Regions from separate parts of the Homo sapiens genome. Here region 1 is linked to region 2. A link is an interaction called in ENCODE POLR2A ChIA-PET data of the cell type or tissue named here. Cell type or tissue: Panc1. All regions are shown on one strand.

Region 1 (2,500 bases), 690 kb after region 2:
GCCACTGCACTCCAGCCTGGGCGACAGAGTGAGACTCCATTTAAATATATATATATATTTCTATATATGTAGAAATATATATATTTCTATATATGTAGAAATATATATATTTCTATATATGTAGAAATATATATATTTCTATATATACTTATATATAAATATAAATATATCTAGATATATATAGAAATATATATTTCTAATAATTGTATAGTTTTTGAGGACATTCTAAGTGGAATTCTTAAAATTCTATTTTTTCAGTTATTTGCAACTAGTATACAGAAATACAATTAATTTTTGTATATTGACTGTATCCTGTAACCTTGCAAAATTTACATATTAATTATCATAGTTGCTGTGTGAATTTTCTACTGTTGTAAAACAAATAACCACAAAATTAGTAGCTTATAACCGTGTTTTAGCTCATGGTTTCCATGGTTCAGCCTCTGGGCATGGCGTACCTGAGCCCTCTGGTCACAGTCTCACAGGTTGCACTCAAGGTGTCAGCTGAGCAAGAAAACAGAAGCCCCAGCCCTACAACCACAGGGTCTGAATTCTCTCAACACCAGCATAAGTTCAGAAGAGGACCCTGATCTCCAGAGAGAAACGCAGCTCAGCTGACACTTGGAGTGCAACCTGTGAGACCCTGAGCTGAGGGCTCAGGTAAGTCATGCCCAGAGGCTGAACCATGGAAATCATAAGCTAAAACACAGTTATAAGCTACTAATTTTGTGGTTATTTGTTTTGCAATAGTAGAAAATTCACACAGCAGCTATGATAATTAATATGTAAAATTTGCAGGGTTACAGGATACAGTCAAGGATACTGGCCTTGCTTGCTTTTAATAAGTTACTTCTAGTTGATCTTAAAACTCCCACTAGCAAGCCAAGCAGTACATAACTCCCACTAGCGTCCTCATTGATAACATCTCTGACTGTGGGTCACTATAGCAACAGGTGCTTAAAGTTGTTTTTCAGCAACTAGGGGGCAGCTCTTTCCGACTCAAGCTGGTTGAGACCACCCACCCTTCCACTCTGGGTCTGTACGGGTGACCGAAGAGTGACCTTTTGACGTCAGAGAGACAAAACTCCACCCTTAGATCATCTGACACCACCATTTTATGAACATGCATCATGTGAAGAGCCGTGTAGCTCAATTACATTTGTGCAGAAACCCCAATTATCTCACATTTCCTACCCACCAATCACCTTTCCCATATCTTGGATCACCTTGCTCCTCCATCCCATAAATATTCCTAAAACCCCATCTTCGGGCAGGCTGACTTGTGACTTGTTCTCCTGCTTCCTCACTTGGCTGCTTCATGAATAAACTCTTGCTTTTGTGCAAAACCTATCATCACAACAATTGGCTTGCTGTGCACAGACAGAATGAGCTTGGCTCAATAATACTTCCATGGAACCTTATAGGCCTCTCACAACATGTTGGTTTATTTCAAGGCCAGCAGGAGAATCTCTCCCTCCAGTCTGCTGAGACAGTCTTACCTAAGGTAACATAATCATGGAAACAATTCATCACCTTAGTCATATGCTATTGACTAGAAGCAAGTCACAGGTTCTGCACACTCAAGAAGAGGTATAACTCTTCTTATATATATAAAGGTATATAAAGGTATAACTCATTGGGGTCCCTTAGTGCAGCTGTCCCCAATGTTTTTGGCACCAGGGACCAGTTTCATGGAAGACAATTTTTTCACAGTTGGAGGTGGGGAATAATTTCAGGATGAAACTGTTCTACCTCCGATCATCAGGCATTAGATTTTTATAAGAAGCACGCAACCTAGACCCCTCACATGCACAATTCACAATAGGGTTCATGCTCCTATGAGAATCTAATGCTGCTGATGATCTGACAGGAGGTTCAAGTGGTAATGTTTGCCCACCGGCCATTCACCTCCTGCTGTGTGGCCTGGTTCCTAACAGGCCATGGACTGGTACCCGTTCCTGGTCTGGGGCTTGGAGACCCCTGCCTTAGGGTGTGTCTGCCACAGTTTCCTTAGGATTTTCTACATGAATAATCATATTGTCTGTGAATAGAGTTTTACTTCTGAATTTTCAACATTTATGCCGTTTATTTCTCTGATTGCACTGGCTAACACCTCTAGTCAATGTTAACTAGAAGCAAGAGTGAGTATCTTTGCCTTGTTCTTGCTCCTTAGGGCAAAAGGTGTAATATGTCATCATTAAGGCATGATGGTATTAATACATGTAGGTTTGTCATAGATGCCCTTTATCAAATTGAGAAAATTCCTTATATTCCTAGTTTGTTTAAAATCATGAGTTGGTTTTGAAATTAATGATGCTTTTTCCGTATTGATTAAGACAATATATTTTTTCTCCTTAATTCTAATTATTAATCCTGGTAATTGTATCACATGATTTTTGAATATTAAACCAACTTCTTATTCTTGAGATAGATACTCTTGGTCATGAAATATTATTCTTTTTACATATTACTGGATTTGATTTCCTACAATTTTGTAAGA
Region 2 (2,500 bases):
CAGCCTCAGGTACTCCTTTATAGCAATCCAAATGGACCAAGATAGACTCATTGCTAGTTCTATGCTTTATAACTCGAGTCCTTATTTATACAAAGAAAAGCTTTGCAATTCTGGCTCAGAAAAGATTTAATTAAAATCTTAGCTAAGGATCCTCATTCTCTTTACTTTCAATATGGAGAAAAGAAAGAGAAGTATTTATTTTTCCAGTAGCTTTCAGTTGATAATTTTAGGATTTAATAGCTAAATTATAATAGCACAAGTAAAATTTTATGTTGGTAATTTAATTTCTGGGATACCCTTAGCTAATAAATACACTTGGTGATTAGAAAAATGGAACATCAGGCTGGGCGCAGTGGCTCATGCCTGTAATCCCAGCACTTTGGGAGGCCGAGGCGGGCGTATCACCTGAGGTCGGGAGTTCAAGACCAGCCTGGCCAACATGGTGAAACCCCATCTCTACTAAAAATACAAAAATTAGCTGAGCCTGGTGGCACGCACCTGTAATCCCAGCTATTTGGGAAGCTGAGGCAGAATTGCTCAGCTTCTGAGCAATTTGAGAGAGAATTGCTTGAATCTGGGAGGCAGAGGTTGCAGCGAGCTGAGGTCACGTCACTGCACTCCAGCCTGGGTGACAGAGGAAAACTCCATCTCAAAAAAAAAAAAAAAAAAAGAAAAGAAAAAAAAAAAGAAAAATGTAACATCAGGTAGAATTATCCAAGTGTTTTTGTTTTTATTTTTATTTTTATTTTTTTTTAAGGCCAAACACAAATCCATCACAATTCTGGCACTTACTTTAAATGATAGGGTATTGGGCCGTATTTGTCAATCTCTTGTAAAGAAACCAGGGTGTTTTTATATTTACCTGAATATGTCTTTCTACCTCCACCACCTTTTCCATATTCATTCATGTAAATTATAAAAGTAAGGCAGTTACTGAGCCCAATATTCACTGATAACAAAGCAGGAAGCTTATGGGTATGAATCAGAGTGTGGATGACTCATTAAAAGCCAAATGTTTGTACGGAAAGCTCCCCTAAAATGGCACAAAAGCAAATATTTATAAACATGTTAAGAAAGCATTGTGGAACTCTTGGGAGGAGGGGTTAAAATATTGCCACACATTCCTAATTACACTATTACAATAAAACATTGCTTTGCTACCATGAAGTCTGACCCAGGCTCTAAACTCTTTAGCAATGGGGTTGCTCTAATTAGCTATAATAAGACTGATCCTGACTCACAGTGTGTCCGGAATTGGTGGGTTCTTGGTCTCACTGACTTCAAGAATGAAGCCACGGATCCTCGCGGTGAGTGTTACAGTTGGCGCGTCTGGAGTTTGTTCCTTCTGGTGTTCGGATGTGTTCGGAGTTTCTTTCTTCTGGTGGGTTCGTGGTCTCGCTGGCTCAGGAGTGAAGCTGCAGACCTTCGCGGTGAGTGTTACAGCTCTTAAGGCGGTGCGTCTGGAGTTGTTCGTTCCTCCCGGTGGGCTGGTGGCCTCGCTGGCTTCAGGATTGAAGCTGCAGACCTTCCCGGTGAGTGTTACAGCTCATAAAAGCAGTGTGGACTCAAAGAGTGAGCAGTAGCAAGATTTACCACAAAGAGCGAAAGAACAAATCTCCCACAACATGGAAACGGACGCAAGCTGGTTGCCACTACTAGCTCAGGCAGCCTGGTTTTATTCTCTTATCTGGCCCCACCCACTTCCTGCTGATTGGTAGAGCCCAGTGGTCTGTTTTGACAGGGCGCTGATTGGTGCCTTTACAATCCCTGAGCTAGACAGAAAGGTTCTCTAAGTCCACACCAGATTAGCTAGATACAGAGTGTGGACACAAAGGTTCTCCAAGGCCTCACCAGAGTAGCTAGATACAGAGTGTCGATTGGTGCATTCACAAACCCTAAGCTAGACACAGGGTGCTGATTGGTGTTTTTACAAACCTTGAGCTAGATACAGAGTGCTGATTGGTGTATTTACAATCCCTGAGCTAGACATAAAGGTTCTCCACGTCCCCACCAGACTCAGGAGCCCAGATGGCTTCACCTCGTGGATCCCGCACCGGGGCTGCAGATAGATGGAGCTGCCTGCCAGTCCCGCGTTGTTCGCCCGCACTCCTCAGCCCTTGGGTGGTCGATGGGACTGGGCGCCATGGAGCAGGGGGTGGCGCTCGTCAAGGAGGCTCGGGCCGCACAGGAGCCCACGGAGGGGGTCGGAGGCTCAGGCATGGCGGGCTGCAGGTCCCGAGCCCTGCCCCGCGGGAAGGCAGCTAAGGCCCGGTGAGAAATCGAGTGCAGCGCCGGTGGGCCGGCACTGCTGGGGGACCCAGTACACCCTCCGCAGCCGCTGGCCCGGGTGCTAAGCCCCTCATTGCCCGGGGCCGGCAGGGCCGGCCGGGCCGGCCGGCTGCTCCGAGTGCGGGGCCCGCCAAGCCCACGCCCACCCGGAACTCCAGCTGGCCCGCAAGCGCCGCGCGCAGCCCCGGTTCCCGCTCGCGCCTCTCCCTCC

The links. Peaks named below come from ENCODE experiments on the same cell type or tissue, not always from the same donor. Only the 100,000 strongest peaks of a DNase experiment are listed, where the experiment ranks them.
Region 1: POLR2A ChIA-PET joins it to region 2 with 6 read pairs; 1 of 35 experiments calls an interaction of 5 or more read pairs at or near these places.

The regions. Positions count from the first base shown.
Region 1 is chr2:191,452,993-191,455,492 of GRCh38, forward strand. No RefSeq gene overlaps it. Among named protein-coding and RNA genes, the nearest start is that of MYO1B-AS1, 210 kb to the left of the region's middle. In Panc1, no CTCF peak of the experiment used is centred here; a DNase peak (open chromatin) is centred at 1,515.
Region 2 is chr2:190,758,851-190,761,350 of GRCh38, forward strand. It overlaps LOC124907946 (a long non-coding RNA gene), which reads right to left and starts at 1,651. Exons shown (of 2, transcript XR_007087780.1): 1 at 1,242-1,651. RefSeq lists an enhancer at 959-2,158. In Panc1, no CTCF peak of the experiment used is centred here; a DNase peak (open chromatin) is centred at 1,061.